Linked DNA regions of Homo sapiens: region 1 is linked to region 2. Evidence: read pairs that join two places in POLR2A ChIA-PET (ENCODE). Cell type or tissue: PC-3. All regions are shown on one strand. Each heading gives the region's core, and the rest is flanking DNA. Links, peaks and the distances in the headings are about the cores only.

What was found. Peaks named below come from ENCODE experiments on the same cell type or tissue, not always from the same donor. Only the 100,000 strongest peaks of a DNase experiment are listed, where the experiment ranks them.
Region 1: POLR2A ChIA-PET joins it to region 2 with 9 read pairs; 3 of 35 experiments call an interaction of 5 or more read pairs at or near these places.

Annotation. Positions count from the first base shown.
Region 1 is chr10:103,353,129-103,359,168 of GRCh38, forward strand. No RefSeq gene overlaps it. Among named protein-coding and RNA genes, the nearest start is that of PCGF6, 5.0 kb to the left of the region's middle. RefSeq lists an enhancer at 1,367-1,921. In PC-3, for the core only: no CTCF peak of the experiment used is centred there; a DNase peak (open chromatin) is centred at 3,583.
Region 2 is chr10:102,824,958-102,830,584 of GRCh38, forward strand. It overlaps CYP17A1 (cytochrome P450 family 17 subfamily A member 1), which reads right to left. Exons shown (of 8, transcript NM_000102.4): 8 at 5,574-5,627. Among named protein-coding and RNA genes, the nearest start is that of CYP17A1-AS1, 4.9 kb to the right of the region's middle. In PC-3, for the core only: no CTCF peak of the experiment used is centred there; no DNase peak of the experiment used is centred there.

The DNA of each region.
Region 1 (6,040 bases), core at 2,178-4,677, 530 kb after region 2:
AGGGGTGGTAGCTCATTGCCAGCCTGGGCGCCAGAGCGAGACCCGGTCTAACAACAACAAAAAAAAGAAAATGCTGAATGTGTTGTCTAGGGAATTGATGAGGAAATCAAGTCATGGTGTTTCCTTGGGGAACAGTGAACCAAGTTAAGTATTCCCATTGCTTCTGGACCAGACCCCACCTCTCCTTCTCCAGTCCCAACGTCTGGTCAAGTTTGAGATACTGAAGTCTGCAAGACCCAAGAAGGAATGGAAGGAAGAAAATGTCTTCTAAAACATGGAGGAGGTGTAGACTCCAGAGGGCTGGAAATAAAAACGACTATAGTATTGAAAAAGAGTGCCTCAAGTGGATGTTGGTGGAGCTCTACAGTAATTCCACATAGTCAGAGTTCAAGAACAGCCTGGGCAACACAGTGACAGCTCATCTCAAAAACAAAAACAAAACATGCAATCCAATTTCAAAATGGACAAAGAATCTGAATAAACATTTTTCCAAAGAGACTATATCAATAAGCATAAGAAAAGATGGTCAACATCATAAGTCTTCAGGGAAATGCAAATCAAAATTACAATAATATGCTAGTTCACCCTATTAGGTTTTTTTTTTTTTTTTTTTGAGACAGAGTCTCGCTCTGTTGCCCAGGCCAGAGTGCAGTGGCATGATCTCGTCTCACTGCCACCACTGACTCCTGGCTTCAAGCAGTTCTCGTGCCTTGGCCTCTCAGTAGCTAGGACTACAGAAGTATGCCACCACACCCAGCTATTTTTTGTAGACATGTGGTTTTGCCATGTTGGTCAAGCTGGTCTCGAGCTCCTGACCTCAAGTGATCCATCTGCCTCTACCTCCCAAAGTGCTGGGATTACAGGTGTGAGCCACTGTGCCCGGCCTACTTCACCCATTAGGATGGCTATAATAATAAACAGATAATAAAAAGTTTTGTGGAGGTTGTAGAGAAATGGGAACCCTCACACATAGCTGGTGAGAATGTCAAATGGTGCAGCAACTTTGAGAAACATTCTGGCAGTTCTCAAAAGGTTGAACATAAAGTTACCATGTGAGCCAGCAATTCCACTCCTAGGTATATAAAGAAAAATTAAAACATATGTTCACACAAGAACTCTTACATGAATGCTCATACCAACATTATTCATAGTAACAAATAATTAGAATGAACTCCAATATCCATCAACTGATAATGGGTAAATAAAATCTCATTGATCCACTCAGTGGAATATTATTTAGCCACATTTTATTATTTCATAAAAAATGAAGCAATGGGCCAGGCGCAGTGGCTCACGTCCATAATCCCAGCACTTTGGGAGGCTAAGGTGGGCTGGCGGATCACTTGAGGTCAGGAGTTTGAGACCAGTCTGGCCAACATGGTGAAACCCTGTCTCTACTAAAAATACAAAAATTAGCCGGGCATGGTGGCATGCGCTTGTAGTCCCAGCTACTCAGGAGGCTGAGACAGGAGAATCACTTGAACCCAGGAGGCAGAGTTTGCAGTAAGCCAAGATCATGCCACTGCCCTCCAGCCTGGGCGACAGAGCAAGACTGTCTCAAAAAAAAAAAAAAAAAAAAAAGCAGCAGCAATGGCCAATCAGCATATGAAAAACTGCTAAGTATCACTAATCATTAAAGAAATGCAAATCAAAACCACAAGGAGGCTACTCATGTCTGTAATCCTAGTACTTTGGGAAGTAGAGGCGGGCAGATCACTTGAGGTCAGGAGTTTGAGACCAGCCTGGCCAACATGGTGAAATCCTGTCTCTACCAAAAATATAAAAAATAGGCCGGAGGAGATGGTTCACGCCTGTAATCCCAGCACTTTGGGAGGCCAAGGCGGGCAGATCACCTGAGGTCTGGAGTTCGAGACCAGCCTGACCAATATGATGAAACCCTGTCTCTACTAAAAATACAAAATTAGCTAGGCGTGGTGGTACACACCTCTAATCCCAGCTACTTGGGAGGCTGAGACAGGAGAATCGCTTGAACTCGGGAGGAGGAGGTTGCAGTGAGCCGAGATCGCGCCATTGTACTCTAGCCTGGGCAACAAGAGTGAAACTCCATCTCAAAATAAAATAAAATAAAATAATTATATATATAAATTAGCCAGACATGTTGGCATGAGCCTGTAATCCCAGCCAAGATCACACCACTACACTTCAGCCTGGGCAACAGAGTGAGACTCCACCTCAAAAAAAAAAAAAAAAAGACAAATACTATATGATTCCACTTATATGCGATACCTAGGGTGGTTAAGGTCATACAGGCAGAAAGTAAAATCCTGGTTACCAGGAGCTGGGCAGAGGAGGAATGGAGAGTTTCTGTTTTACGGGTTTGGAGTTTCAGTTTGGGAAGACGAAAAGAATCTGGAGATGGAGGGTGGTGATGGCTGTGCAACAGTGTGAATGTACTTAATGACACTGAACTGTACATTAAATATGGCTAAAGTGGTAAATTCTATGTTTTAGATATATTGTACCACAATATAAAGTAATACATATGATAAAGAATTAAGGCTGGGCGCAGTGGCTCACGCCTGTAATCCTAGCACTTTGGGAGGCTGAGGTGAGTGGATCACCTTAGGTCAAGAGTTTGGGACCAGCCTGGACAACGTGGTGAAACACTATCTCTACTAAAAATACAAAAAATTAGCCAGGCATGGTGGCGCATGCCTGTAATCCCAGCTACTCAGGAGGCCGAGGCACGGGAATCGCTTGAACCCGGGAGGCAGAGGTTGCAGTGAGCTGAGATCGTGCCATTGCATTCCAGCCTGGGCAACAAGAGAGAAACTCTATCAGAACAACAAAAACAAAAAATTAAAACAACATGAGAAAGTATATAAAATAAAATATTGAAGTCCTTTCCCATAATCCCCGTTCATGGACTTGAACACACTTACACTTTCTAAAATACCTGGTATTACACCATCATATTCTTCAGAGGACAACCCTGTGAAAGCCAGCGCATACCTGATAATTACTTCCATACTTCTAGCTGTGGAATTCGTGGGTCATAAGGTAGAAACATTTGTATTTTGGCCACATGTTGAAATTGTCAAGTTATTATTTTAGTGAAAATAGGCCTTTTTTTATTGCTGTTGACAGTGTAATCTGTACAACCTTAAAGAAAGCAATTAGGCTGGTGTGTTGGTCCATGCCTGTAATCCCAGAACTTTGAAAGGCCAAGGCAGGAGGATTGCTTGACCCCAGGAGTTCCAGACCACCCTGGCAACATAGTGAGATCCCGTCTCCACAAAAATAAAAAACATTTAAAATTGCCCACAGTAGTAGCACGTGCATGTAGTCCCAGCTACCTGGGAGGCTGAGGTGGGAGGATCACTGAGCCCAGGAGGTCAAGGCTGCAGTGAGCTGTGATCATGCCACTGCACTCCAGCCTGGGCAACAGAGTGAGATCCTGTCTGAAAAAAAATTAAAAATAAAAATGAAAAGAAAGAAATTAGTTAACATATAACAAGAAACTTAAAAATATGTACAACTTTAGACAGGCAGGATGGCTCACACCTGTGATCCCAGTGACTCAGGAGGCTGAGGCGTAGGATTGCTTAAGCCCAGGTATTCCAGGCTGCAATGAGCTATGACAGCATCACTGCACCTAGCACTCCAGCACTCCAGCCTGGGTGACAGAGAGAGACCATGATCACACACACACACACACACACACACACACACACACACACACACACACACACACATTTAAAAATTGGAAAATAAATGAAAATTATCAAAAGAAATAAAGCCAAATAGCTGAGTGTGGTCCTCACGCCTGTAATCCTAGCATTTTGGGAGGCCAAGGCAGGTGGATTGCCTGAGCTCAGGAGTTCGAGACCAGCCTGGGCAACCCAGTGAAACCCTGTCTCTACTAAAATACAAAAAATTAGCCGAGCATGGTGGCATGCGCCTGTAGCCCCAGCTACTTGGGAGGCTGAGGCAGGAGAACTGCTTGAACCTGGGAGGCGGAGGTTGCAGTGAGCCAAGATCGTGCCACTGCACTCCAGCCTGGGCGACAGAGCAATATTCCATCTCAAAAAAAAAAAAAAAAAAAAAAAAAAGAACAGAAAAGAAAAAATGCCAAATAGATACAAGCTTTTTCATGGAAACAGACATGTTGATTTTAAACTTCAATACATCTATGATACGTGATAGAAAAAAAAATATGCAACAATAGCCAGGAAAACACTACAAAGACAAAGCCCCACCTTGGGCAACATGGTAAAACCACATCTGTATAAAAAATACAAAAATTAACCAGGTGTTATGGCCTGTGCCTGTAGTCCCAGCTACTTGGGAGGCTGAGGTGGGAGGATTGCTTGAGTCAGAGAGGTCGGGGCTGCAGTGAGCCAAGATCCTGCCACTGCACTCTAGACTGGGCAACAGAGTGACAGTCTGTCTCTAAAATAAATAAATAACTTTGTTAGGCTGAGGCGGGTGGGTCACTTGGGCTCTGGAATTCAAGACCAGGCTGGGTAACATGGCAAAACCCTGTCTCTAAAAAGAATACAAAAAATAAAAGATTAACTGGGCGTGGTAGCACTCGCCTGTAGACTCAACTACTGGGGAAGGGATAATGGGAGGGTACGCTGAGGTGGGAGGTTTGCTTAAGCCCACGAGGTGGAGTCTGCAGTGAGCCATAATTGTGCCACTGCACCCCAGCTTAGGTGACAGAGCCAGGCCCCGTCTCAAAAATAAAATAAAAATCTATAAGATGTGTTAAAACTCACAAAAGTACATCAAAAAAGTTCAACTTTATTACATGTAAATTAAATGATGATAATGACAATAATAATAAACCATACTGAGATACCATTTCTCACCTATCAGAATGGCAAAAATTTAGGAAGTAACAATTCACTCTGTTGATGAGGCTGTGAGGAAATAGTCACTCTCACACATTGCTGACAGGATTGCAAATTGATACAAACTTTATGAAGGGGAATTCTGCAACACCTGGGAAAACAAAATGTCCACTTATCTTTTCACCTAGTGATCACTCTTCTGGGAATTTATTCTGAAGATACAATCCAACAATATAAAAATACATACACAAAAGGTTATTTAATGCAGCACTGTTGGTAATTACACAATTCTGGAAACTAAATGGCCATACATAGGAGAGTAGTTAAATAAACAATTGAACATCCACAAGATAGAGTACTGTGCAATGCTAAAAAAAGAAAAGAATGAGGAATTTCTCTAAAGACAGTTACGATTTCCAGGATACATTTTTTTTTTTTTTGAGACGGAGTTTCGCTCCTGTTGCCCAGTCTGGAGTGGAATGGTATAATCTCGGCTCACTGCAACCTCTGTCTCCCTGGGTTCAAGCAATTCTCCTGCCTCAGCCTCCCAAGTAGCTGGGATTACAGGCATGTGTCACCACACCCAGCTAGTTTTTTGTATTTAATAGAGACAGGGTTTCACCATGTTGGTCAGGCTGGTCTTGAACTCCTGACCTCAGGTGATACACCCGCCTCGGCCTCCCAAAGTGCTGGGATTACAGGCGTGTGCCACCTCGCCTGGCCGATTTCCAGGATACATGGTTAAGTGAAAAAGAGCAACTTAAAAAAGAGGACCTGTCGGGTGTGGTGGCTCTCGCCTGTAATCCCAGCACTTTGGGAGGCCAAGGTGGGTGAATCATGAGGTCAGGAGTTTGAGACCAGCCTGACCAATATGATGAAACCCCGTCTCTACTAAAAATACAAAAATTAGCCGAGTGTGGTGATGTGTGCCTGTAATCCCAGCTACTCAGGAGGCTGAGGCAGAAGAATTGCTTGGAGCCAGGAGACGGAGGTTGCAGTGAGCTGAGATCACGCCATTGCACTGTAGGCTGGGCGACAGAGCGAGATCGAGACTCCATCTCAAAAAAAAAAAAGAGGATCTATAGTATGCCACCTTTTGTTTAAGAAAGAGAGGCTGGCCGGGCATGGTGGCTCATGCCTGTAATCCCAGCACTTTGGGAGGCTGAGGCGGGCGGATCACGAGGTCAGGAGTTCGAGACCAGCCTGACCAACATGGTGAAACC
Region 2 (5,627 bases), core at 3,006-5,505:
AAGCCATGAACCCTCCTGGGCTAAGCCCCAATTTTAGGGCTTGCCTGTCCTGCATCACTCTTGTTTGTCTACCCTTCTATTTGTCAGGTGCTGATATGCAGGATAAAGAACATGAGAAGGCTCAGTCTTGAACTCCAGAGGTACAGGAGGTGGACAGTGTCTGTGGGGGGCCCCACCCATTTCAAGTCCAGGCAGATGCTCAGATGCCAAGGTTCAGTTTAGGTTCAGTACCAAGGAACAGAAGCTGAGTGCTGAAGAGGGATGGTCATGGTGGACTCAGGAGTCATAAAAAATGTGTCTGAGCCTCAAGGCAGGTGGGTTTAGATCAGTGGTGAAAAGGCCTTCCAGACGGGAGAGCACAGTTTGGGCAGGAGTCAAAGTTCATAAAGTCATTTTCTAAAAGGTCACTCCGCTTGCCTGAAAGGTACTCTCCCGGCCAAATATCCCAAGAGCCCTTCTGCATGACCACAGGGGACAGGTGGGAAAGCATGGCTGGCTCCCCACCATGCACCATTGAAATCTTGAGTTCTGGTCCCAGCCCTGCTGCTACGTAGCTGTGTGATCTGGGGCAAGTCATACCCTATACCCAGCCCACACAATGGCCCTCAGTTTCCTTCAAAATGAAGGTTTAGACAGGACACAGTGGCTCACATCTGTAATCCTAGAATTTTGGGAGGCCAAGGCAGAAGGATCACTAGGGGCCATGAGTTTGAGACCAGCCTGGGCAACATAATAAGATCCCCATCTCTTCAAAAAACTTAAAAATTAGCCAGAGTGGTGGCACACACCTGTAGTCCCAGCTACCCAGGAAGCTGAGGCAGGAAGCTCTCTTGAGCCCAGGTGTTCCAGACTGCGGTGAGCCATGATTGCACCACTGCACTCCAGCCTGGGTGACAGAGTGAGACCCTGTCTCAAAAAAAAAATGAAGTCCGTAGGAGAGCTTGTGGGCAGCTGACCCCAGCCCCCATCACAAGCAGCCTGGGAGAGATGCTGACACCACAGTGAGCCCAAGGGAAAGGCTATACTGGAGTTTGTCCCTTCCCTCTCCCGGTTCCTCTGCCCCCATCAGCTGGGTGCTGGATCGAGTCAAGCTATCCTCAGCTCAAAGCAGAGGGGAATAAGATTGGCTGGAGGAAAGTTAAGTATTTCAGATTTGCTCAGAATTTGAAAGGCTTTTTTTTTTTTTTTTTTTTTTTTTTTTTGAGACGGCGTCTCTCTCACTCACTCTGTCACCCAGTTGGAGTGCAGTGGCACAATCTTGGCTCACTGCAACTTCCACCTCCTGGGTTCAAGCGATTCTCCCACCTCAGCCTCCTGAGTAGCTGGAACTAGAGGTGTGCGCCAACATGCCCAGCTAGAGACGAGGTTTCACCATGTTGGCCAGGCTGGTCTCAGATTCCTGAGCTCAAGCGTTGTGCCCACCTTGGCCTCCCATAGTGTTGGGATTACAGGTGTGAGCCACTGTGCTTGGCCTGAAAGGCATTTTGTAGACTAGTGATGAAGAGATAAGCAATTAGCAGAAGATCTGTGTCCTCTGTGGAAGTGGTGGGTGGGTTTAACTGGGATGGAAAACATCGCAAGTTTGCAAGAATCTCACACAATGTCACTTGAGGACTCGGGGGGGGTGCGCAGCAGTGTGTACAAGATTCACCTGGATAGCCTGTAAAATGCAGATTTCCAGGCCCTGCTCCCAGAGTGTACTCAATGCATGAAAGATAGGGACCAGAGTCTGTGTTCTTAAGTAAGTTTCTCAGATGAGTCTGGCTCAAGGGGTCTGTGAGCCACACTTTGACAGATACTGACCTGGTGCATATTACATCTATCTATATCTGTTTGTCTGTCTATAGGTTCCCATATATCTTCATCTCTTTCTCTCTCTCACTCTGCCCCCCAACACACATATGCACTCTTTCATTCTCCAACTATTGAACCAGAACATTGAATGGCAGGAAAGTGAAATACTAATCCTTCTTCTTCTTTCTTTCTTTTTCTTTAGAGATTGGGTCTTGCTCTAGGATGCAGTGCAGTGGCACGATCTCAGATCACTGCAGCCTCGGCCTCCTGGGGTCCAGCAATCCTCCCACCTCAGCCTCCTGAGTAGCTGAGACTACAGGTATGCCACCATGCCTGGGTAATTTTTTTTTTTTTTTTTGAGACAGAGTCTTGCTCTGTCGCCCACGCTGGAGTACAGTGGCGCGATCTCTGCTCACTGCAAGCTCCGCCTCCCAGGTTCACGCCATTCTCCTGCCTCAGCCTCCCGATTAGCTGGGACTACAGGCGCCTGCCAGCACGCCCGGCTAATTTTTTGTATCATTAGTAGAGACAGGGTTTCATCGTGTTAGCCAGGATGGTCTCGATCTCCTGATCTTGTGATCTGCCTGCCTCGGCCTCCCAAAGTGCTGAGATTACAGGCATGAGCCACCGCGCCCGGCCAATTTTTTTTTAAGTGTTGTAGAAACAGGGCCTCACTCTGTTGCCCAGGCTGCTCTCGAACTCCTGGGCTCAAGGGATCCTCCTGCCTAGGCCCCCCAAAGTGCTGGAATTCCAGGCATAAGCCACCACACTTGGCCTCCTGCAGGCTCTTTAGCAAAGTCCCAGGGTAAATGGCAGATGAAGGCCAAGACCGAGTTAGGGAATAGTAGGGAACGGTCCACTGCCACCTGATTAACAAAGCTCTTTATAAGGAAGAAGGTAGTGTCGTAACTGAAAACCTTGTCTTGCTCCCTATAGGGACGTCTTCTCTCTAAGACTTAGCTAGGCAGGGTATCAGCCATGCTCTGCTGACGTCCTTCTGTCTAGTCAGAGGGGAAGGACTGGGTTGTTGATGACCTGACCCTGGTCTGGCTGGCACCAGGGAGCTGGGGATGGGGCCTCTCTCTAGGCTAAAAGGGTCAGTTTCTTCCGGGATGTCTCAGGACATTCATTTGCAGACTGGCCAATGACCAAGGTTTAAATATACCAGTTTCCAGATATAAAGGAGTCAGGGCTTCATTTTCTAGTGAGGAAGCTTTGTTTTTTTTTTTTTTTTTTTGAGACGGAGTCTCGCACTGTTGCCCAGGCTGGAGTGCAGTGGCGCGATCTCAGCTCACTGCAAGCTCCCCCTCCCGGGTTCATGCCATTCTCCTGCCTCAGCCTCCCGAGTAGCTAGGACTATAGGTGCCCGCCACCATGCCCGGCTAATTTTTTGTATTTTTAGTAGAGACGGGGTTTCATCGTGTTAGCCAGGACAGTCTCGATCTCCTGACCTCGTGATCTGCCCGCCTCGGCCTCCCAAAGTGCTGGGATTACAGGCGTGAGCCACTGCACCCAGCCCTAGTGAGGAAGCTTTTACAGACTTCCTGGGGTTTTTGAGTGGGGAGAAGGAGGTGGAACCCAGGCACTGCTGCAGAAGACAGCTGTAGAAGCCCTTACCTGGCAGTGTTTACCCCAGGGAAGGGTGAGGAAAGGGGGACACACCAGTCTTGGTCTTTGCAGACCAAGACAGAGGGATGGCAACGGCAGGTCCAGTCTGTGGGTCACATACACTCCCCCAAGGTCGAACCTGTGAGGTAACATGCAGTGAAGCCTATTTGGATCAAAACAAACAACACTTTTGCCCTACTTTCTTTTTCTTTTCCTTTTTTCTTTTTTTTGAGACAGAGTCTTGAACTGTTGCCCAGGCTGGAGTGCAGTGGCGCGATCTCCGCTCACTGCAAGCTCCGCCTCCGGGGTTCACGCCATTCTCCTGTCTCAGCCTCCCGAGTAGCTGGGACTACAGGTGCCTGCCACCACGCCCGGGTAATTTTTTGTATTTTTAGTAGAGACGGGGTTTTGCCATGTTGGGCAGGCTAGTCTAGAACTCCACACCTCAGGCGATCCACCCATCTCGGACTCCCAAAGTGCTGGAATTACAGGCACGAGCCACCACGCCCGGCCTGCCCTACTTTCAAAATATAAACTCAGGCCAGGCTCGGTGGCTCACACCTGTAGTCCTGGCACTTTGGGAGGCTGAGGTGGGATCACTTGAGGTCAGGAGTTCGAGACCAGCCTGGCCAACATGGCGAAACCCCATCTCTGGTAAAAATAAAAAAATTATCCAGGCGCCTGTAATTCCAGCTACTTGGGAGACTGAGGCAGCAGAATCGCTCAAGGGAGGTGGAGGTTGTAGTGAGCTGAGATTGTGCCATTGCAGTCCAGCCTGTGTGAAAGAGCAAGAGTCTGTCTCAAAACACACACACACACACACACACACACACACACACACACACACACAAACAAACAGAAAACAAAAGATAAACTCAATCCTACCACTTCTCACTGTTTCCACTGCTGTGGCCGTGGTTTAACTCATCAACATCTGGCTTTCCTGGACCAGCACAACAGCCTCCTTCCTAACTGTTCTCCTGCTCCCACTCCCATCCCTTAGCAGAACATTCTCCACACAGCAACTACGGCGATCTTTCAGAAATACAAACCAGCTGGGCACAGCGGCTCATGCCTATAATCCAAACACTTTGGGAGGCTGAGGTGGGAGAAGCGCTTGAGCTTAGGAGTTTGAGACCAGCCTAGAAAACACAGCAAAACCCCATCTCTACAAAAAGTAAAACATTAGTCAGGCCTGGTGATGTGTGCCTGTAGTCCTAGTTACTTGGGATGCTGAGGTGGGAGGATCACTTGAGCCTGGGAGGTTGAGGCTGCAGTGAGCCATGATTGTGCCACTGCAATCAGCCTGGCAACAGAGTGAGACCATGTCACTCAAAAAACAGAACAAAAAACAACAACAAAAAAACCCAAACAAAACAAAACAAAAAACAGGCTAGGCGCTGTGGCTCATGTCTATAATCCCAGCACTTTGGGAGGCCGAGATGGGTGGATCACCTGAGGTCAGGAGTTCGAGACCAGCCTGACCAACATGGCAAAACCTCATCTCTACTAAAAATACAAAATTAGCTGGGCATGGTGGCACACGCCTGCAATCCCAGCTATTTTGGAGGCTGAGGCAGGAGAATCACTTGAACTCAGGAGGCAGGGGTTGCAGTGAGCCAAGATCATGCCATTGCACTCCAGCCAGGGCAACAAGAGCGAAACTCCTTCTCAAACAAAAACAAAAACAAAAAAACAGATTGTTCCACTTACATACTTAAAATCCTCCAGTGACTTCCTGTCATAATTAGAATAAAACCCAACCTCCCTCCTGGCCTCCTGTAATCCCAGCTACAGTGGGAACGGACCACTATGTCCACTCTGACCTCATCAGGGCCCACTCTCCCCTTCACTGGCCATGCTGACCTCTCCCACCTGGAGGCCTTTTTACCTGCTTCTCAGCATGCAACACTTTTCCTGACCCCTTGTTCAAAGCAGCCACCCACTGCCTCTGCCATTTTCTCATCACATCACACAAATTGTGATTGACTTCAAAGCACTTACGAGTCTCTGAACTTATTCACTTGTTAGCCCTCACTAGAATGTAAGCTTCAGAGACCACGGAGCTCGAGTGTCCTGAGAAAGTGAATGGCACATAGTAGGTGCTCAATAAAATCGGTGTTGAAAGAATGAGTGAGCAAATGAATACATAAATGAACTACTCAGGGACCTTATGGAAAAAAAAAAACTGTTTATGCACATCACTGGCATTGCCACAAGCTGAA